Linked DNA regions of Homo sapiens: all the other regions are linked to region 3. The links are chromatin loops, found by intact Hi-C in ENCODE. Cell type or tissue: PC-3. All regions are shown on one strand.

What was found. Hi-C counts contacts between places; a loop is a spot of excess contacts. Peaks named below come from ENCODE experiments on the same cell type or tissue, not always from the same donor. Only the 100,000 strongest peaks of a DNase experiment are listed, where the experiment ranks them.
Region 1: a loop joins it to region 3, with 3 times the contacts of the local background. A loop is called at or near these places in 2 of 110 quality-filtered maps.
Region 2: a loop joins it to region 3, with 8 times the contacts of the local background. A loop is called at or near these places in 4 of 110 quality-filtered maps.

What each region holds. Positions count from the first base shown.
Region 1 is chr3:29,437,869-29,445,868 of GRCh38, forward strand. The region is part of intron 2 of RBMS3 (RNA binding motif single stranded interacting protein 3); the gene reads left to right. Among named protein-coding and RNA genes, the nearest start is that of RBMS3, 160 kb to the left of the region's middle. In PC-3, no CTCF peak of the experiment used is centred here; no DNase peak of the experiment used is centred here; H3K4me3 peaks cover 918 bases.
Region 2 is chr3:29,760,330-29,768,329 of GRCh38, forward strand. It overlaps RBMS3 (RNA binding motif single stranded interacting protein 3), which reads left to right. Exons shown (of 15, transcript NM_001003793.3): 6 at 2,581-2,660. Among named protein-coding and RNA genes, the nearest start is that of RBMS3-AS2, 120 kb to the left of the region's middle. In PC-3, a CTCF peak has its summit at 4,518; a DNase peak (open chromatin) is centred at 4,462.
Region 3 is chr3:29,183,129-29,191,128 of GRCh38, forward strand. No RefSeq gene overlaps it. Among named protein-coding and RNA genes, the nearest start is that of RBMS3-AS3, 94 kb to the right of the region's middle. In PC-3, no CTCF peak of the experiment used is centred here; DNase peaks (open chromatin) are centred at 3,313 and 4,103; H3K27ac peaks cover 4,121 bases.

The DNA of each region.
Region 1 (8,000 bases), 250 kb after region 3:
AGACTTACTCAAGATTACCTTTTGTATCTTTCTCCAATCCCCTCGTGCAGTGTTGGCAGGGGCACAGTCAGAATTTATTCAGCTTCATGGGTATGACCTGATGGCTGAAAAAACCTTTGGTAAGAGACCAATGCAGGTCATTTGTAAAACCTTGCTTGTTTCTCTCTCTCTCTCTCTCTCTCTCTCTCTCTCTCGTAGTGTTGGCCTCTCACAGTGCTTGTTACCATTTTACATTAACAGTCTTCTAAAGATTAAAATCACTTTCCATTCCTGTACCTCATCTCACACTTTAAAATAATTTCACTCACACAACAGATAATTTTAGTAGATTTAAATGAACTTGCCATCAAGATTCATTTTCCATATTTATTTCTATGAAATTATAAGCACTTTTAGAGTTAATATTCCTTATAGGAAATGCAATATTTGCTAATATCCATTGTAATAAAATAATAGAAAACAGATACACAAAACAGCATATTGTCTTTTTTTAAAAAGGCATAGACATATTGGATTTTCTGGTATTAGTATATTATATCCATGTTAATGCTAATGAACGGTAAGAAAATTGTATTAAAGAAAAAGAAATTGCATTATTTCTAAATATATAATCTGAGAGCAAATTCTTATTGAGGAATTCTATTCACATTCATCATCAAAACTTCTATGTTCAGATCACAAGTAAAATCAAAGAAAAGAAGATAAGACTGAAGAACAATAAATATAAAGAATGATTTTACTCTATGGAAAAATCTAGTTGTACCTATGTTTTGGATGAATACATTATACTGTGCGTAGCGTAGAAAATAGTATAGTTAAAAACCTTGTAATGTCTTTTTCTTGAGACACCTTAAGGAACTTTATTTTGTTCTCAATCAAGAAATATTTACAGATTATATCCTGCATGCCTGTGGTGAGGAGTCAGTGGTGAGTAAATTTAGATAAAGGAGAAATATTATATTCTACTAGGGAAAATGGGCATCAATTAAATATATGATCTGATAAAAAATTGCAACTGTAAGTGCAAAAGAGAGAGGAGCATGATACTAACAGATTTTTTAGCACAAGATTAGACCTAGTTAGGGCGATTAGCAAAGGTATCTCTGAGGAAGTGACAATTGAGCTAAGATTAGAAGGATAAATAGATTTAACTAATCTAGAAAAAAGTGGAAGAGCAGCCAGGTAAAGGAAACATTGTGTGCAGAGCCAAGGGCTGGAGGGGGCATGCCAAGGACAAAGGGCTAAGAAAAAGCCACGTGACTATAGCAGAGAGAAAGAGGTAAAGTGTGGGGCAAAATGAGCTAGAAAACACGAAAGGACAAGATGATTCCTTTGGAGATGATGTTAGAAGCTTGATTTATCTTAAGAACAATGGAGGAAATCATTGAATTGTCATAAACAGGAAGTTCGCATAGCTATATTTTTGTTTCAAATAGGTAACTCCAGCTGCAGAGTACGGAGAAGTGATCCTCTGAGATCAAGGAACAATTAGAGTAGGAATAGTTGAAAAGCTGAAAGAAGAATGCTTTTTGTTCAGAGAAGAGGGTGTGAGAAGTAATATTAGTGGTGGTAGAAAAATTATGTGTGGTGAAAGATTTTGTCATATGCATTCTTTTTTCCGTTAAAAAGCAGGGACATGGGAACAATTAACCAAATGAACTTCAAAAGAAACAGCAAAGTAGCACAGAATAGAACCCAAATGAGTTGATTTTTAGTTAATCTCTTTTTATTTATTTATTTATTTTTATTATTATTATACTTTAAGTTTTAGGGTACATGTGCACAATGTGCAGGTTAGTTACACATGCATACATGTGCCATGCTGGTGTGCTGCACCCATTAACTCGTCATTTAGCATTAGGTATATCTCCTAATGCTATCCCTCCCCCCTTTTTCTTACCCAGTCTTGAACGGGTCATCAATATACTGTTAAACAATTAAATGGCTGTAATATTAAAAGCACTAAAGGCAATGTAATAAAAACTAGGAATCCAACTGATTATACAGATTTACTCATGGATGGATGATCAGTTGAAGACTACTGACAGAACACTTGGATCATATATATCCTTTATGCTTATCTCAGGAAGACCAGACGGAAGTCGGAGAAGATAGATTTGGTTTAAGAAAGAGAGAGAGAGCATTGTAACTTTTTTGAGCCAGATAAAATATTTGTAGTGTAATGATTTTTTACATATAAGTTATATTTTGTCCTTCCAAGAAATTGGTAACTTCTATTTTATGATTCTGAATATGCCCTGGAAACACATTTAAATTGTTCCTAAAAAATAAAATCAAACGTGCATCATAATGGGTAGCATTTACAATGGAAAAAAATCATTATTGTATTTATATTTTCCACATCTACAACATATTTTATCTAACCATTTTGTGGCTTATAAATTTGATTTAATACAATGTTCTCAGGAAGCCCCAGCCAATTGCCCCCACTTTCCTGTGATTGACTGCTATGGAGTTAATTAAAATATTGTGAAGGAACAGAGTGCATTGTTTTTCTATTATAAAGTAAACATGCCGCTGCTAAGGCCACTTGAAACAGAATGCAGGAAAATAGAGGGAAACTCTTGGGTAGGTACATACATATTTCCAGTCCTTACCAGAAGAGCAGGAAAGTCAACTGCCCTGCCCCCACACTTTTCTCCGTAAATGTTTTCTTTGCTCAAGTCATGACACCCTAGCATTTCCCCCTTTAAAATGAAACTCTGAATGTCACTTTAACATTTAAAAAGAGAGGGGAAACACCCACAATGAAAAGCCAGAGGAACGAAATAGAAGTGTTTGCGCTGGAGAGCCGAAGGGTCTGCCCAAGCTAATCTCCCGGACTTTTACACAACCCTGTTGGATGTCTCATTATAGTGCGTGCTGAACGCTGAATAGTAAGAGCCAGACTCAAGTGCCATCCAGGCTCCGAGCGCAGAGTCCATTATACATGGTGTCAGACAGTTTTGACAAATGCACCGACACAATCAAACCTTTTATCAGTTTAAAAGTAACCTTGTCACAATAATCTGTCAGACTGTTCAGATACAACTAAAGGAAAACAAGTCATCATGCACTCCAGGGTAAACAAGTAAATAAGAAAAATGTGACTGGAAATTTTTAGAGTTCTTTCTTACTGTGTCATTGAAGATTTAAAAGTTTCCTCTAATAAGACCCTAGGAAATTTATTAGTAGCTGTCTTCTGCAAGTCAGACTCAAATTACGCAGCTGCTTTTGAGATGTCATAAATCTATGTGGTGGCAGGTGTGAGCAGGAAGTGAATACTGGAATCTTTAAACCCTGCCTTTGTGTATTTTAAATGAGAGAGTGCTTTAAAGACCCAAAACACGATGTTGGAATTCCTTGATTCAGCAGAGATTTGACAATGGGTTACGTATATTCATTCAGATTTGGGCAAAATTATGTTTGCCAAGCATCTGCTGTAAACTAGACATAGTATTTGATTAGTACTAAATAATTGTCATTAATAATAGGTTGTTATATTTATATATTTACATTAACACAGTTATTGTATATTACATGCCTCATACTCTACTAAGTTTTTAAATTATTTAATGTTCAAAACTTCCCTATGAAGTGGGAATAATACTTTCTTTAAACTGATACTCAAAAGGGTTAAGAAACTTGTTCAAATTTATGCAGCCACCATAGCCACCAGGATTCAAAATCTGGATCTGACTTCAAAGCCGATATTCGTAATCACTGAAACATTCATATAATGAGAATAAGGGTGGCATAAATCATAGGTTCTCAGTTCCATGACTACTCGTGAGAATCCCTTAGGGACCTTCAGAAAATAGGTTTGGACCTCAAGTGTTCTGATTTAACCAGTATGGGTCAACCTGGATTTTGGGATTTTTTAAAGCCTGCTCAGATAATTCTAGTATGTAGCAAAGATTGAGAACTTTTAGACTTAATGATGCTCACACAAATCGGAAAACATAATTTAATCCCCTGTTTTAGCTCTCTTACTCTGACTTTCATAGGCTCTAGCAATTTCATGGGACCTACCACTGTGCTTTCAATTATCCAGAAGTATTAAAAATGAATATTATTGTGAAAATTTGGGGATGAATTTGATTTTCTGATAACAAACTGACATTTTAGATTAGGCACATGGATAATAAAGCCCTGGAATATGCCTCTAGAAGTGTTTTCAAGGATGTCCTTGGAAGAATCTTACTTTCCTGCTTTATATAATTTCCAAAAGTCAAACATTTATTCAACATTCTACTTTTTAATAATGTTTGCATTTAATTGATGATTAAGCAAGAAACTCTTCCTATTTTGACTCATATGATTAAATTTCTATATATACTTACATTTTTTTGCCGACTATAGTTTAGTGAACAAAAGTCCAGTGAGTCTTAAAAAATAATTTACATCTCCTAGTGTTTTGGGGGCATCCTAGAAATTATTGTCCCACTGATTCATTGATCACTCATTTATTATTGTTTTTATTACTTTGAAGAATTTTCTGCTGAATGTTTACATATCTCATGATCAATTTAAAAATATACTTAAATTCCTGATAGCCGATGATATTTTTCCATATCTATCTTTGGAACAGAGAAGAGAAAAATAAAAATAAAAAAATCATTGAGAGGACCAATTGACTTAGTTTACGATCTTGATGGTAGCACAAAAAAGATGGAGATGTAAAAAGATGTGATCAACTCTTTCTGGATGTGCTGAGTAAACATCTGGAGCTCAGAGAGGTGGAATTCTAGGCAGATCTCATGCTGAATGCCTGAAAATTTGAGGGACTTGAGTTTTAAGGGCGGGACTCTGGCAAGTTCAGATGGCATCCTGGTTTTCTATTTGTCCAGTGATTTTTTAATTGATAAATACAGCTGACCCTTTTTAGTCCTTATTTTAATTAAGCTCTCTGTTACTTGACCCTGTTGACCCCTCCTTTCTTCTCCTATGGATGGTAAATTCCTTTTGCCTGGATTTCCTCTTACCTTTTGGAGATTATTCTTTCTACTTTCTCTTCTTCTACCTGTCTCTTGAATATTTTGGAGTTTTCTGGAGATTGGACCCCTCTTTTCACTCTATAAACTGTCTGCTCTTTATTACACAAACAACATCAGCTATTCTAATGACTAATAATTCTATATTGTCCACCATCAACTATTTGTTTAGTTCTGGATCCATATCTCATTATTCCCTAGACAATTCCAGTTTTGTAACCCAAGAGCTATCAAATTCATTGTCCAAAGAGGGTTATTCTTGGACTTATCCCTTCTTTAAGGGATCCCACTATTCTCTATGTGAATAGTGGTCCAAATAAAAAATCTTGGGGTAACTCTTTTCCCCAGTCTAGAATCAATTTCCAAGACCTCAACTGTTTGATATTTATGATACCCAATAGCTCGTCTGCTTCAGTACTGCCATGGTCTTTTTACTCATTTATTCAAACGTACTTATTGATTGTCATCTGTGTACCAAGCACTGCAGATATCTTAAGGATTGGTAAGTTTTTCCATATAATTTGCATTCTAATGGATAAAAATGATATATGAATAAATAATTAAAAAACATTAGAATATGTAAATGTCATGAAAAGCAGGTTGTAAGTAATGACTAGGAGGTTACTCTAGACTATGTGTTCTCTTTAATGTGAGACTTCATTTGCAGGAAGGAGTCAGGCAGATAATATTCAGAAATAATGCATTACAGACATATGTAAGAATTTGGCCAAAGCTTGAAGAAAGAAATGAGCTTGTTGTATACAAGGAACGTAAGAAAGGTTATGTATTCTTCTGCAAAGAATAGATTTTAGAGGAGTACAAGAGAAGAAGCAAGAAGACGAGCAAGGAGGCTTTTGTGGAAGTACAGGAAGGAGGTGGTGATGGCTTGGAATAAGATCACAATGGTAGAGGAGGTTAAGTGGGATGAATTTGGAATATATTTTGGAGATAGTTTTGATAGCATTTACTCATGAATGGCATATGACAAAAGGGTTAAGAGAAAGAGAAATTAGGGATAACGCCTTAACTCTTAGCTTGAGCATCTTGAGGGATGACTCCTTAACTCTTAGCTGGAGCGAATATGGAGCCATTTCAGAAAATGAAAAGGATTGTGGAAAGTGCAACTTTGGGTGGACAGAAATCAAGAGCTCTTCTTAGTCTTGTTATTTTTGAGACTGTATTATACATCTAAAATGAGCTTTGCATTGGGAGTTTAATATCTGATTCTAGTTTTCAAAGTGAAAAAGTAAAGGATATAAAATGGGAGCCATAAGCATTATAAATGGCTTTTAAATCCATATTGATGAGACAATAGTGTGGTATCTAATATGTACTACAGACTGTTCTAAGTATTTTGCACGTGAGTACTTCATATTACATATGTTAACTCATTTAGATGTCATGCCAATTCCCATTTTATAGGTGAAAAACCAATGACATGAAGAAGTTAAGTGACTTTCCCAAGGTCACACAGCTGGTAATTAGCAAATCCAGGCTTTAAATTAATAAGTTTTGTTTAAGAGCCCCATCTCTTAACCATGATCCATACATAGGGAGTGTGTATAACAATAAAAGAAAATGTTCACACAACTTGAATTCTGAGGTTCTAAGAGAATGAGAAACCAAGAAAGAAGTTTATAAAGGAACAATCAGTATGGTAAAGGACAACCAGGAGTGCAGGAGTGTGCTATACCACAGCAGCTGAAAGAAGAAAGTATTTAAAGAAAACAGAATGATGAAATGTGTTGAATACTTGCTGAGAAGTCAAGAAATATAGGGAGAGAGAAGTTACATTTGGGTTTGGCAACATCGAGGTCATTGGAAAACTTGAGCAGGAAAGTCTTTGTAGACAAGTACAAGCTAAAAGCCATTTGAAGTGGTCCTTTCTTCATCACTCAACAATTCTTTCAAGCGGAAATATATGCCTTTTTTTTTTTTTTTTTTTTTTTTGCTCCATCTATACCAAAATAGTCATCTTTCCTAACATTCCTCCCTTGATCTTCTGGTTTCCTCTATCATCTCCATCTATCTCTGTCTCTGTCACTATCTCAATTTCTATCTTGTTCCATTTCAGTAACTCCTCTTTCTTTCTTTTCCTGTCTGTTTCCTTCCCTCCCTACTCCCTACCAATCTGTACTGTATCCTTAACCGAAAACTTTTGAGGACAATAGATTTATTCAATTCATTTTTTTACCCCTAGTACCTAGTACACTTCCAGATTTTTAAGTGGTAACTGATAAATATTTAATGACAGAATGAAGCCCAAATTCATCAGTAATATAAAAATGATTTTATTGGACTTACATCATAAAACTTGTTCTAAGGTAGAGTTTGAGTTTATATTGGGAGATACAGGAAACAGCATTTTATCTTAGATGCTACATCCAATGTTGTGCCACTGAGGTGAAAGAAGGAAGGTTCTGAATATGAAGCTCTTTTATTGTGTAGATCCCAAGGAGAGTTTTGAAGGGAAGCCTCAGGATAACTTGAATCAAAAGAAACAAATAAGGATCAATACTTTGCTTACTCACTCAATATTGCTGCTGAGACAAAAAAAAAAAACTGTTTATTTTTGCCTGAGCCGTCAGGTTTCAGCTGTCAAACAGATCACAGTGTTCCACCAAATCTGCTAATTCTATGTCTAATTTAAGTAAGTTGGACTCGTTGAATGGTGTTTGCTGAATTTTGTTTTTTCACAGATTTCTCTTTGCAATCTTTGACTTTTAGGGGCACACAATAAGAAACTGTTGGTGAAAAAACACACAGAGCATATCTGTGTATTTGGCATAATAAAAATGAAAGCTTTTTATCTGAAAATTGGCAGTAGTATGGTATATACACATTGTTTAATCATATGATTGAGAATAAGGTACAGTTAAAAATTATCCTTAAAAAGAAAATTTTAAAAAACAAATTTTTGTTTTATTTCTTATCTGTTGTCATATTCGTTATATCTCTAACACAGTAGTATCTCTTGAGAAACAAGCACTTTGTTTTACACGGTAA
Region 2 (8,000 bases), 580 kb after region 3:
CCATGCCATTTTAAGACAAAGGATTTGATTTGTAGGACTCTTGCAAGCAAGCTTTAGATTCTTAACTGCCTTTTATCCAGATGAGTACCCAGAGAGAGATTGAACAGGGAGGGGGCTCTGAGGCATAAACTTTGCATTTTGTAGCTCTCCTGGAATAAAAATTCCATAAAGTAACATCTGTAGTAATTAAGGGCTTACATTTCCTCTCCCATTCATGTCTCTGCTAGGAGAGAAGGTTATTTTCCCAAAGAGACAATAGTGGATCCTGTGGGAAGAGAGAAAGAACAGAGTTAGAATTCTTTTCTTCCTGGAAATGGAAATTTTCTACTTAAAAAAAAAAAAAGATAAAAAAATTGAAAGACTTACAGTAAAAGGTTCCACTGGAAAGGAAACTTGAAAGAGTTAGGAAAATTGTACTTAGCTGTTCCTAAATATTTAGAATGAGGAAAGATTCCGCTTGCCTTTCTTATCCAAACATCTTCTGATATAGGGGAACTTGTGAGTGAGTAGTAAACAAAATGCTGTTTTTGTTTTTATTTTTATCTATTAAAATTGCATAAAGAGTTTTCTTTTTATTTGGACATCAAATTGATTCATTCTGAAGACTTTTTTTTTCAAAATAATACTTATGTGGATCCATTGGGTCACCTGATGATATACATACTGAGCGTTAATGTTAAGTTAGTTTCCTACACTCTCTTGTCATAGCAGGATCAGCTACTTAAATTAGGGTGAAATATGACAATGTAGATCCCTTTGTTAAAACACTGTTAAGAAGTTCAAGGTGGCAACAGCAGAACTTTAAACCAAGTGCAGGGTTGTTCTAAGTGTGGGGCTGTGTGTGAAGACATAGGCCTCATTCCTGTAAATTTAGCCCTGCTTGGCGGTAGAGATTTGTCATATCCATCGATACAGAAAGATGCACTCTCATCACATGCTTCATAAGAATGTACATCTGAAAACAAAACTTTGTCAGAGAATAATTATAGCTCAAAACTGGAACTCGTTCCTGATATTATCTTCAAACTTGTTAAACAAGTGATACAGATGCCCTGACTTCCTCTCTCAGTTAATTTTTAAGAATTTCCCGGGCAAACCTTCCACTGAGCCACATGCTTGCTCTCTCTACCACATTGTAATAAGGACGCACGCCCTCCAAGCTGCCCAGCTCAGCCCCCTGCCCTAATTACTTCGCCAAAAGCCTCTCCTAGATTCCGTGCCTCTTCTCAGCATTTCTCTCACTTCTGGGATTCCTCTCACATTTGAATTCTTATAGCTGTAATAAATATGTATAACTTACTTGACATTTGTTAGCATATTTTTTTTGTATCTTGTTTCCTTTGCCATGTAATATGGTCCTATAATATGGCCATGTAATATGGTCCTGAAATGGACATAAAATTTAGATGTAGGAAAGTTTTACAACTTGAGTTGATGGGCACCATTCCAAGAAAGCTCATATTAATAACAGCAGAAAATCCAAAATTAAACTTTGCCTTTTGAACACATTTTACACATTTCACACATTTCATACACATTCTTTCATGTGTGTGTATGCTGTTTCTTAAATGTATTTTTGCCTCTAGTATACTCTTTGGAAGACTTAATTTTCTTTTATCAGAATTAATCCTTAATTATTATCCTCCCCATCCAATTTTATAAAATAAAAAAGGCCAGATATTATCCATTATTTGGAAACTGCTACAAATATTACTGTACTTAAGATATGGTAACATTGCCAAAATTTAAATTATGTTGGTATGGCTCAAAATGTTCATGCTTTAGGTTGTATGTGAGATGCCAAAATTTGGCACAAGAATACCAGTTTAGGAATATTGATAAGATAGTATGAAAAAATAGGATATTGTCCAAAATTCAATATTGAGAAAGCATAGAACCTAAGGTTTGTGTATCTATACCTTCCTTCAACATGTAGGACCCCACCTAACTCTTTGGATGTCTTACATAAAGTGGATTTTCAATAAAAATGTCATAATGCTGACGACTACATTACTATACCAATCAGTCCTTTAGGCTGCAAGCCATGCAAATAAAACACATCTTGTCAACCTCTTTTGTGAAATCCATCAGCAGTATAGCTTAGTAGCTATAGCACAGGCTTTACTGTTGCACAGATGTCAGTTCAAATACTGACTTTTCCTCTTATTGGAAAGGTAGTTTATCTGTTTAAGCCTCAGTGACCTTATTGATATGAATGACAATAAAAAGACTTACCCATCAGGTTTGCTAATTCATCATTCAACAGACATTTGTTGAACACTTTCAATTGCCAAATATTGCTGGGTGAATTAAGATAATGCCGCAGGGTTACCTCTGAACGAGTGCTCAGAATAGAGCCCTCCACATAGACACCTTTCAAAGAGTGAATAATACTTTCTAAGCATTAATGAGTTTGTGATGTTCTCTTATCAATCTGGTCATCATGTTCATGAAAAAAGTTGGCAATTAGGGTACAATTCTCAAATCAAGTATTTCTATGGCTTTCTTGTTTTCCTTTACTTCTTAAGTTTCTTTTTCTTGACAACCATATATGACCTCTGGTTTACCTTTTTTTCCCAGAATGGAGTCTACTGAAAAATGTGAAGTGGTAATTCAACATTTTAATGGAAAATATCTGAAAACACCACCAGGCATCCCAGGTAAGAAATTCACTAATAAGTGACTGAATGATGCCGAGGCTTAAATTGCTCTTATTAGAATAAGTACATTGTAAAGCCCTTGTTGATCACTGCAGAGTTGGGGGGTTTGCTTTTCTTAATGTGTATTTTCAAATAATACTGTGTAGCAACTCATCTTTCTCAAAAGCTTTTTGGTAATTCTTCTTTTGCTTTTTGAATCTCTGCTGCTAACTTTCTAAAGTGGATTAGAAGAAAACCATAGCAAAGAATAGTTAAAGAATGATGTGCTGGAAGTGATAGAATTTTATGACTCAGCATTAATATTAAAATTCCAATTTCCAAGTTACAAAATATCCAAACAATGATATTCACAATGAATCCCACAAATTGATGCCAGCCCTGAAACATTTCTTACCAGTCCATGACAAGAAAAGCACAGAAACTGAGAGAAAGCATTTAGAAACTAGTATAGCGATTTGACAATGTCATGAAATCTCAGTGCATAATTTTCTTTTACAAAAATATCAGTTACTGACAAATTGGAAATTTTAGAAAATACTGTCTATTTATCAGAGCTAGTTTGAGAAGCCCCAATCTGGACTATCCCAGGGCATTTCACACTTCCCAAGGCAAAATTCCTAAGGTTTTATACACATTATAAAGTGTTCTAATTTTATGCTATTAAGAATTGCATTAAACATGAAATAATTGGATTTATTATGTGTATCAGAGCTACAAATGCCAGAACTTGAGGCAGTAGTGTATGTGGAAGGTTTTAATATTAACTAAGTAAAGTTTTAAATATAATTCCAATATAAAAAATTAACAATGGAATGAAGTATTAAACTAAGAAAAATTACGTAAAGATTCATCTGAATAAGGCAGTTTGGTTTATTTGTTGGTCTTTTATATACAGTTATTCTCAGAGGAGACTAAGGCGACTTCTTCCATCTTACAATATGTGACTTTAATCTTTTTAAGCTTGATTTCAATACCGTTTGCTGTATAATGCATCTACTATTTAAAACCCATCAGAGAGTTCAGAGGTTGAGCATTTTAGTTCCTTAAAATATATTGAGTTTATAGATAAGAGGAAGCATATACAAAAAGAGAAATATTTTTGTGGAGGGTTTTGTAATGACTTGCTTTTTTTAAGGGGGGATGTCAAGAATGCAGAAAGACCCTTCAGACAGACACTTGCATAATCTGAAAACCTAAAGTAGCTGATTGCTGGCTAATCAGTGAGTCAACATACAGTGAAGACTGTGCCTTGATTTGGTTAGCTTCCATGTGTAACGTTCCCTTGGGAACTGACTGCATTATGATCCAATTGGAGACATATGGTGTTGTTAAGAAAAGAGTTAGCAGTTTTCATCTCAGCATGTTAGCTGCCCTTGCATTTTAGCAGAAATACTTTTTTTTTTTTTGTATAAACAGACATTTTAAGACACTTTACTCAAATCCGTCATCGAGTAAAGGAGTTGCATTGTTTGTGGACTTTCCTCTTGTTTGTCCTATTTCATCCAACGGATACCTATTTATATAGAAGTTGTTCAAACTAGGTGTAAATTATATAATTATATAAAAATAAAAATGAGCACACTGTGTAGAAATTATGAATGATTCAAGTTTTAGCACAAGTCTCAATTTTTTGATTTGTTCAAAATATTGGTATGTCAAAAAGACGTATTGAAAGCCTTCTTGCCCTGATTGATTTGAAAGTATTTTATTTGGTTTTCCCCAATGAACATATTGCTGACTAATACAATTTAATGCTGAAGACAAAGAAAGTCACTACAAATCCCCAAATGTCTGGGCATCCTTCCAGAATATGCAGGCTATGATATTAACCTATCTAATATCATAGCTACACCCAATGGAAACATTGTGAATAGCAGGAACTTGGTTATGAGTTTTCTCACTCATTTTTATCTCCCGGGAACAAGAAAGACAAAATAATTATGTTCAGTTATAAAACTCTTAGGAGAGACAACTGTATGCTTCTGAGATTTCCACTCATCATAATAGAACTAAATACAGAATATTGATCATCATCAGTGCTTGAATCTGCTTATTTATAAATTACTTTGAAAGTTAGAGTTGAATAAAGGCTTCAAATGCTAAGTAAAGACATTTAATCTTTGATACTTAAATTAGGTGTGGAAGAAAAGAGGATATAATACAAGATATGGGTATTTTGCAAGGTAAAGTAGTAATTTGCCCTTGTTGAGTATAATTACTAAGTCATAACAGGTATAATTACAATTTGGGTATATGCTGTCTGCCTTTATTGGTCCTCATTACTTATTACCTGGAAATAGCTGAAATCTTACTTTCAGAAATGTATGTCTTAACCAATATTTGATTCCATATTTAAGACAGGGAGTAGGATATCACTATGAGCTATGGCATCAGATATTTATACTTTTTTTAAGTGGCCAATTTCCGAATCTTTTTCATTACTTTAGAGAGTGTGTCTTTGCTTGTGAATATGCTCAACTATAATTGGTGTGACCCACTGAAAACTAAAATACAATTTTTAAAATTTGAAAAATCTCAGTGTTCTGCCTTATCAAGATTTGACATATTTGAATTCAGAAGTTTGTGGTTTTATAGAACTGCACATTGATTGTTTAAATACATTGCTTTAAGGTCATGTAGATGAGGGACTCACAGGGATCCAATAATGATGACCTGAGATCCTCGGGTCTTAAGAAAGCTGTGGAAAGATTGAATATGATGTCAATCATCTTCTTCTCATACTAGGGCCCTATTGTATTAGTTTGTTTTCATGCTGCTGATAAAGACACATCCAAGACTGGGCAATTTACGAAAGAAAGAGATTTATTGGACTTACAGTTCCACGTGGCTGAGGAGGCCTCACAATCATGGTGGAAGGTGAAAGGCATGTCTCATATGACGGCAGACAAGAGAAGAGAGCTTGTGCAGGCAAACTTCCCATTTTAAAATGATCAGATCTCATGAGACTTATTCACAATCACAAGAACAGCACCGGAAAGACCTGCACCCATGATTCAATTATCTCCCACTGGGTCCCTCCCACAACACATGGGAATTCAAGATGAGATTTGGGTGGGGACACAGCCAAACTATGTTGCCTACATTTAATATAACTCTAAGCAAGTACTGAGCAATTGGTGCCATATTCATACGGTCTACGTCTCTGTTTAGGCACAGTGTGGGGAAAATGTGCCTGTGTTATTGGGCAAATATAATGGCATTTGGTTTCTGTCACTGTTGACAATGACAATTATTCTTAAAGGAGATGCAAAGCTAATTATTTTCCTGAGATGATCATCTAGTTTCCAAGTCCCCTACTATGTCATTTCTAAAAAAGAACAAGGAAAAAATCTATTTCAACCTAAAATGTTGACATTGCTCTGAATTTCAAATTCTAAAAATTTCATAGTTAAGGAAATTTGCAAGGACATGTAACACTGACCACATTTATGTTGCTGCCCCATTTCGATTTGAGCCATTGTTGGAATAATTTGCTAATTAAATATGATTCATGTTGGTATTGGGTTCTAATTCCTGACAGATAAGTGAGTTGGAAGAGAACTTTACAGATATCTTTTTGGAACACGCTTTATTTCTCTGGGCTCCTCCTATTTATTCATAAAAGATCTTTTTTTAAATGAATACATCATGGATGATTGATGTCTTTTAGCATATCCCAGAACTACCTCTGTTCATTTTAGATTATAATGTTATCCCCAGATTTTGGTTCCCTGGATCAATGAAGCTAAATATACATGCCAAAAATCAAATTATTGAGTACTAGTATACAGGAAGTTAACAAAGATCAGTCACATGTATTGCTGCTAGCAGATGAGAAGGAGAGACCAAAAGCATGTGTTAAATAGTGTCAATCGTTTGAGTGTTGTAGCCATCAGCAGAAAGAGATCATTCAGCGTTTTCTCCCTTACCTAGAGGGAAAAGAAAATACAGCATTCCATAAATGTTGCATGTCCTACATATCGATCTTGATGTTTTTCTGGACAAAATGAAGGATCATTAGTTGCTTGCCTGCCTAACCCCAGACATTTCTTTGTCCCGTAATGAATTACACAGCAATGTTGTATAGCCCCAAAGTGTTCCATTTTCAAATCTCTGGCAAAAGCAAAGGGTTAGTTCCCAGACACTTCAGGGATCTGTGGGGCATGGACTTGAAAGGCTCACTTTCAAAGAGCCCCCAGAGCAGAATGATACACCATGCGGAAAAGGTTTTCACATGTAGGGACATGTATTGATGAACAGAACATGCAGGCCGGTTTGTAAAAAAATAAATCATGTTTTGCTCCCAAACTAGACATTTGTTTTTTCCTGTAAGCACGTGCTCCTATCAGTGGAGCAATCTTTTCAGAATAAAATGGAATAACTAACTTCTGGTATGCTTTCCTTACTCTTTACATAATTGTTTCTAATCTTAATTGAACTCTAAGAAGTAAGGAAAATTTGAGAGAAAGCCTACCACATTATGGGATCTTTAAAAATTTAACAACTCTTGTGACTGACAGAACTTTGCACAAGTAGTTATGTATCAGAGGAATAATATTTTTCGAATAAATAAAGCATGGGGCTTTTTGATGCTTTGACATAGTAATTTTAGTGTTGTGTGTTGATGTAAATAACAATGTGTATGACTATGTATGTATATGAATACTTTATGGGAGCAAGCAAGGAAAAATATTTACAAAATGATTTTTTAAATGATGAACACAAATGTTTGTATAAACTTAACATTCCTGCCAGAGTAAAATATCGACAACATATTTAAATGCAATTTATCTTAAATTTATCTTATGTGATTCAAAAATCAGAATATTTAAGCAATAGATTTACAAATTTTTATCAGTGGGAAATGTTGCAGAGCTTTGCGATCTGTGTTTGCTCAATAGTAACAGTCTATTAAGTCCACAAATACAACTATAGCTGAGAAGAGGTAACAAATAAAAAATGCTATGGTATATAGTTGGGCAAAAAATATGTCTTGATTGTTCTGCTCAGGTGGCGCATTGCTTCTCTCCAAATGTTTTATCTTTGTGAAACTAAAGCATCACTTGTATAACATGCTTTGTGAACAATGTAATCCCCAATTGGGTATCATTTTAGATTTTTCACTGGAAAAATTTTTGTATTCTTAATGTTGGTGATGTCTTCAGATTATTTCTATGCATCAAACATACTTTGTTGCTTCATGATGAAGAAAACACCTTTAAAATATTATTAGTGAACTTCACAGAGCAGCTGGACAACATCATGGTCAATGGAGTCTGAGAATCTATGTGAGTCCTATGGAATTTGATATGGTCAATCAGTTTTCAACCTTTCTATGGA
Region 3 (8,000 bases):
TGTAAGTACCTTATTTTTCTGTATTTTGAAAATTGGATGATTTATGCAGTTACATTTTCAATCTAGCGTGGGTATCTATTAATTGGGCTTTTTTTCTAATGATATAATGCTTCTAAGGTAAGAATTTGCTGCTCTTGAGTAAAAGAGATAAGAATTTAAAAAGTCTTTTAAGTGTTTAAGTAACATGTTTGGATGATTTTTGCTGAAAACTGATATTGCACTAAAAGTTATTTCTAAGTGATGTAGTGTTGGTGTGGAGACTGGATGCACATGTATCTCTGGTTTTATTCTTCTGGTTTCCTTTTGACTGTTGCTTATGAATTTAGTTGGTTGCTTTTGTGCTGAGACAGGATGTCTTTCAAAATGACATAAGAAGCCAGTGGCGGGGGGGGATCATGGATGCCCCCACTTTCATCAGTGGCCTCGTTGACATATTTATACAGACATAAATATGTAGAAATCGATTCATCAGTAGGGTGTTTTTCAGTTACTATTACACAGATATCTGAGGTTGTTGGCATAGATGACTCAAAGGGCAAGGGAAATAAACCTCTAATAAGGGAAAAATGAACTCATGGAATTTGAAGACCTTTTAGAGTAGGGTACGTATTTCACCAATATGTTTTTCTGTTTTGATTCAATTCTTATGGAGTAAAATTTTTCTTTGATTGCAAATTACCTTTTGTATACTTGAAAAACGTCATGATTAATGTTGATTAGTAAGATCTCTCTTTACTGCTAAGAACCCACGCACAGGATTCCTAGAAAATGAAAGACCTTTGAAAGTGAATCACATATGCCTCTCGTAGCAAATCGTCTAATTGGTGAGTCACAGTAGACATGGATTCTGCAGCCATTTCATTCAGAAGACCTATTGTAGACTTCTGTACTTCAGCTATCCTGCTGGCATTTTAAGGTTATGGAACTATAAAGTACACAGTGCTTCTAAGTTGAGAGAATGTGTCTCAAATATCATGTCATAATTTCACTTAAAAGAAGACTCGAGGAATTCACTTAAAATGTAAATTAGTATGACTTTTTTCATAGGCAATTTGGAAATAACTATCAAAATTGCACATACTTTTGACTCAATAATTAAACTTTTGGCATTTAATCGGACATGTACAGGATATATGCACAAGGATAGTGTTGACAACAGTTTTGAAATTACTTGGACCTCAATAACCATATTTTCTTTTCATTTATCTTTTAACAAATACTTATTAAGCATTATTAACCATTTAATATGTTCGGTATTTTTCTAGGTGAAAGAAATCCAAGAGTGAACAAGACCAAGTCTTGCTCTTATGGAACTTCTATTCTAGGGAATGGGGAAGTTGGTTATTATATAAAAAAAATATAAATACAAAGAAGCAAACAAGAGAGAAAATTATACCACAGTGTTATATGCTAAGCAAAATAAATTCTACACAGAGACTTAAAATAAATAGAAGTAACAGAGAATAACTGGGTGGCTACTTGTGATTGTGTGGTCCACCAAGTCCTCATTCAGGAGGCCGGGTTTTATCTGAGATCTGAATGAAAAAGAGATGTAACTAGTCAGAGTTTGGGAGGATGAGCATTATAAGCAGAGGAAACAGCTAGTGTGAAGGATCTGAGGCAGCAGTGAGCCTGGTTCCCTACACAGGGAGAAAGTCATTGGAACTTAGGAGAGAATAGAGAGATAAAGTCAGAGAGAGAGAGACAGGGACCACTTTATTCAGATTGAAAAGTAGCACTTTGTCATACCAAGTAAGGAGTTTATATTTTATTTAACTGCGATGGAAAACTATCAGAGTGTTTTAAGCAAGGAAATAACATGACATAATTTTTTTAGGACTCAGTCTGACTGCTAAGTGGAAAATTTCTGGTGGAGTAATAGGAAGTAAAGCACAGAGTCAAATTAGGAGAGTATTACACACACATATGTGTGACTGCAAAAAAATACATTTTCTTGTAATATCCTTTGACCTATTTGGTGTTCAAAATATATGGAACCTGTATTTATAATGAAAAACCAAGTTGCATTTATTTTGCATAAATTTTTCTTTAGTAACCAGTTTCATATCTAGTATGTCTCATTAGTTTCTTCTTGAGTAGTTATTTGTCAAGCCAGAAGATGACAAATTGTAATTTAATAAAGTATTTCAATTCATATTCTTATTGGCTTCAAGGTCATCTAAAAGTAGCTGACATTAATTGAGCACTTAATGTTTTCCAAGCTCTGTACTAAGTACTTTTACATGAATTTCACACACACACACACACACACACACACACACACACACTTTTTTCAGAACAGTCCTAGGAGGTAGGTACTATTATTATCATTTTAAGGGTTAGTGAAATGAAGTTCAGAAAAATTAAGTATCTTTTCTTAAGTTACACGACCAGAAGTGGGGCCTGAGATTCAAACATTGGCTGTCTAGCCTCCCACTAGTATTCTTATCCATTGTATTATATTGCCCCTTGACATTGAATCACTGTGTCTTTATTTACATGCCAAGGACAGTTACATGATTATATCTCAGAAAGAACCCTTGCTAATAATTTAGTTTAGATGTTCATGTTACTCTTTAGAGAAATATTTGCATTTATAGGATACTTGATTTTAGGTCTGGGGGTAGGAGGAAACAATAGGTGCTATCATGTCTTAGAAACCACTAGGAAAATTACAGGTTATCTAGCTACTTTTTGTGCTTTAAGGCCCAGCAGCTGATACTTTCTTTTGTCTCGCTGCTGTGAGTCAAGTGAGTCAAGTAAGAAAAGTAGAAGTAAAAGATTAGAAAATCCTTAAGAAATAGTCATGGGCTTCACACTTCTGATTTCAAGGACACTCTGAGGATCAACTTTAAAGCCTACTTGGAATTCTTTCATTATCCCAACATTATAACTTTCTTTCAAATTTTCTTTCCATGCCTGAACAGATGGCATTAAACTCTTGACTCACAGATCAGTGCTCATTTAACTCTGCTACTGCTTTGTGAAAGGAATTATATAATCTAAAAATACATCAGAGGTTCAATATAGGGAGACTTTGAGGGCTGGGTTTGGAAGACAACATGCAAAAATGTTGACTATTTCATAGTTTTTACTTGAGTCCATTTTTCAAGAGAAATATTTGGGGCTTCAAAATGTGAGAGTGGATTCCATAGTTGCTATGCAGTCTAAGATCCACAGTGGTTTCGTGGTTAAAACCACAGAAATGGAATTCTTGTCTGAATAGATTCCCAGTGATTTTCTTGAGTCACATAATTTAGTAGCCTTTAATGGAGCTATAAATCCTCTGCCTGCCTTGTGAAACTCATGTCCTTTTCTCCAAGTCACTAGTTTGATTGAAGATTTCCAGTTTTTTAACTGGATATCCTGGAGTTACAAGGGTGTCAGCCAATGTGGTATTTGTGTAGTAAGTATATGTGACTCAAAGGCTTCCCCTTTGCCTCTATTCCCCTGCTTCTGAGGAATCCTGATATCCCATGAATGTGTGGTTAGTTAACTTGAAATTGGTAACCTTGAGATTTTATTCTAGGATTTAATCTAGATTTTATCTCAGAATGCAGTTAGGCCTCTCCCTGACCAAGTAAGGATTTTCTCAGAGCTCTTTTGTACATCACTGTATTAGTTTCCTATGACTGCTGTAACAAATTACCGCTGACATTGAGCTAAAAACAACATGTCTATCTTTTATAGTTCTGGAGGTTGGAAGGCTGAAATGAGTTTCACTGAGCTGAAATCAAGGTGTTGGTAAGGCTGTGCTCCCTCACGAGGCTCCAGAGGAGAATCTATTTCTTGGCCTTTTCCAGCTTCCAGAGCTATATTTATTGCATATCTTGGCTCATAGGCCCTTCTTCATCTTCAAGGCCAGCAGCATAGCATCTTCACATCTATCTCTGCTCCATCTTCAGATCACCTTCCCTATCTATAGTCAAATCTCTCTCTGCTTCCCTTTTACAAGCTCACTTGTTATTTCATTTAAGGGGCCACCTGGCTAATCCAGGATAATCTCCCTGTCTAAATATTTTTAAGTTAGTCACATCTGCAAATTTTATTTTGCCATATAAAGTCATACTCACAGGTTCTGGGGATTAGGTCATAGACATCCTGGTGAACCATTATTCACCTTACACTGATCATAATATTCCGTGACTCAATGACTAATTTCTGAGTCATTAGGTAAGTATTTGGGGCTTCTTGAAATTAATGAGGCTTATCTTACTGAGGGAGATAATATGAGAGGGATTCTTTGAGTGATAGAGGATGAAATCCCTGTGGCAATTCAAAATTATTGAAACTCACAAATATAAGTTTGATTTTCCAGAAATCCACTGTATTTCCACTTCTAAAATGACGTCAGTGTTAACTATCCCCTTGGTAACTACTCCAATACATATCTTAAAAGAAAATAAAAAGACAGGATTACTAAAGCTCTACTAATGTTTTATTCACTGCACTAGAATTTCCAGGCATCTAGAATGCCCTCACCAGCTTGGATAATATTCAAGAAGTGGCAAAAAGTAATATTCAAAATATTCAAGTAATGAAATATTACAACTTTTTAGCCACATATTAAATACGGAAATACCTTTTATTATCCAAGGAAACTACTAATATATAAGTGAATTTATATAGTGATATTATTTGTAGTACATTTTATTCCAAAAATCATTCCACAAGTTTCCAAATAGTATATGGACTAGTGTGTTGGTGTGATCTGTCATTTGACACTTCTGTTACTAGCTAAATGATAACTCTATCTGCTTCATGACTTAACATCACTTAACATGGAATAACATCGAATTTCCAACAACTTTCTATTAATTGAGAACCATTATATGAGGATAATGTTAATTAAAAGGAAGAGGATTCATTTTCTGCCTTCATACTAGCTCTCTGGTCTCCCTGCATCTACTCCTCTCTTGCTCCTTTCTTTTCTCACATTTGAAATTTATAATTTAAATGATCCTAGGGACGTGGAGAAAAAGAAGGGAATTAGAAAGAGATGGAAAGTAGATAGTAACGATCTGATCCTAGGTGCTGAGGCCAGGAGCCTGTGTACCTTCTTTTTTTTTTTTTTTTTTCCTTTTCCAGTGAGGAAGTACAATATGACTTTTCACCCCACTGAGGCTAATGAGGAGACAGTGCCCAAGTGTAGCCCACTTAATAAGGGAGACAAAGCAGAAAGAGGTAAAGAAAATAGAAAGAGGTAAAGAAAACCTCTGAGCAGGTGCTCAGAGGTTCATGCTGCCTGCAGGTAGTAGAGGCTTCTTCTAAGCCTTTGTCTATCCCTTCAGAAAATAGCAGGCACAAAGGAGAGGAAAAGTGGGAGGGCTGTACTAATTTTCTCTTTCAAAAAAAAAAAAAAAAAAAAGATCTGAAAGGGGAAGGGTGCAGACCTAGTACTGTCTTGCTGAAAGAGTCTCTCCTTTAGTCATTAAATAGGTTTCCAGGAGATTCCCTCCCTAGAAACTTGTTTACAAGCCTCAGAGACAACTGCCTTTCACCAAGAATTAGGTTGTCAAATGAAACAAGGGTTCCCAAACCTACCAGAAGGGACATTAGCCCACAGTAAAGGCATTTTCTGTGTATGTCTATGGCAACTGCCTATATCCCTGGCACCTAATAGCCTGAATAGCTGCTTCCTCAGCCCAGACCATGCTTTTCCCCATGGATAGGGACATGCGTTTTTTGTTTTTGATTTTTTGTTTTTGAAGTGTATAGAAAAGATAGGAAGAGGTTGAAGTCTCCTTTCTTCTATATGAGGACCTTTATGCATCAAAGACCTACCAACTTTGCAAATAAATAGCAAATCCTCTGTCACAGGTCCTCTATCTCTGCGCTCCAATGCCTGAGCCAGAAAGATATCTTGGAATCACAGCTTACTTGTTCATAGTTTCTGAAATGATACACAAATGCTGGGATTTAGATTATTAATTTTCATTGGTTATTCCAATTACTTTTATTCTATTTACTAATGTGTGGAAGTGTGTCAACACTTTAACAATTAGTATTTCTCTATACTAGCTTAATAATAGGTCTACCTAGACTCTTGGAGCTATGGAAAACTTTTCAAAAAGTACTGACAATAGACAGTTTTCAAAAGATAATGAACAGATCTCCAGATACTGTGAATTCTCTTTTGTAAACTGATTTGCCTGAAAACTCACCAGTATTACAATAGCTAAGGTCAACATATTCCCCAGTTTTCCTAGTTTATGCTTATTTCCTAGTATAGTTATTAATGATATCCCCTTTAACTCTAAAAAGTGTTTAGGTTTAGAAGTTATATTATATGGTCTCCCTACCACACTCCTTTACAAAAAAAAGGCATATTCCTTGCACATAAATCTTACTGTGCTTCACTGCTTCAGGGTTTAAAATCTCTCCAGGGAGCACCAACAAAGGAGATGCCTCATGTAATGATTAATCAGGTACCATAAACCAATGGGGCTTCTAGTCTTTTCCAGCCATGTATGTATCTCTGTACTAAGGGAGAAGGAAAGTCTTTAACTTACATCTTTTGCAATTATTTAAACTTTTAATGAGATTTTTAGATAACTGAGAAATGGGATACAGGGCATGTAATTTTTCAAAATTCTTCTAGGCATATGTGAACAGTTTGAAGACCTTGGCTCAATGGTAGTTTTCCTAAGCTTCCTTTTTTACATCATGGAGGCCACTTTTAGTGAAAGGAGCTGCTCAGAATTCACAACTCTTGCTGCCCCCAACTCTGCTCAATTTTCCCAAAGGCCAAGAGAATAAATACTCTGCACACCTGTATCTCTTTCATTGTATAGCACATCTAAGCCTATAATTTTTTCCCCTAACATAAATCTCCAAGACTAAATAGACAAGGCAGATAATAACATGGTTGACTTCATTTAAGGTGGGTTAACAAACTTTATCAATTAAAATTATTTTGCTACTCATAACAGAACATCCAACTGACAGTGGCTTCTAATGGTAAGGTTTATATTAACTGCCTTAATAAAAAGCCTGGATGTAGGGGTGCACATTTATATTTGTCAAAGATGGCTGCAATAACACCACGCATTCCACATTTCTGTCTGCAATACGATATTGCCATTTCCCAACCAAGAAATGGGGTCTCATAGCCCTGTTCTTGAAACTGGCTGGCCTTTGTATCTCACTTCTAATTGATAGAATGTGGTAGAAGTGATGCAGTGTGATTTTAGCTTTGAAAAAGCTATGCAGCTTCTATGTGGTTTTCTTGAAAAGCTTAGCTTCTGAATGCATTCTCTCTGGACACTGTCACCACACTCTTCCAATCACCATGCAATGAGGAAGCCCCAAGCCACATGGAGAGACCACATGTAGGTTCTCTGGGCAATAGTTTCTTGGGCCTACTTCTTGAGGTACCAGACATGAGTATGAATGACTCTCCAGATGATTACATTATCTAACTGTCTGAGCCACTTTCAGGTATCGGTGTCTTCCCATCTAAAGTCCTAGGAATGAGAGAGCAGAGATAAATCCTTCCCATTGTGTCCTACCTAAGTTTCTCTCCCACAGAAACAGTGATCATAACAAAATGGCGGTAGTTTTAAGCTGCTAAACCTGGGATAGTTTATTTTTCAGCAATAGTAACTGGAACAATAACTATGTCTACATTTGGTGCAGCAGTTGATCAACATCATCTAAGAGACAGGCTCGTTCTGCCTTTCCTCTTTGCCATCCTCTGTGTGTTGGTGATGTCACGTCTCTTTGAAACGAGATGAAACCTACAACTCTAAACCTTTCATTTATATAGTACAGTGCTCCAAGAAGGTAGGAAGAAAGCAGGGGATTTTACCTTGTGCTACAATTTTTAGAAACATTTTAAATAAAATTTTTAATTTCCAAATAAAAATTATATACATTTATGGTGTATATCGTCATGTTTTAAAATATGTATAAGTTGTGAAATGGCTAAATCAAGCTAATTAATAAATGTATTACCTCATATACTTATTTTTTATGGTGAAAACACTTAAAATCTACTC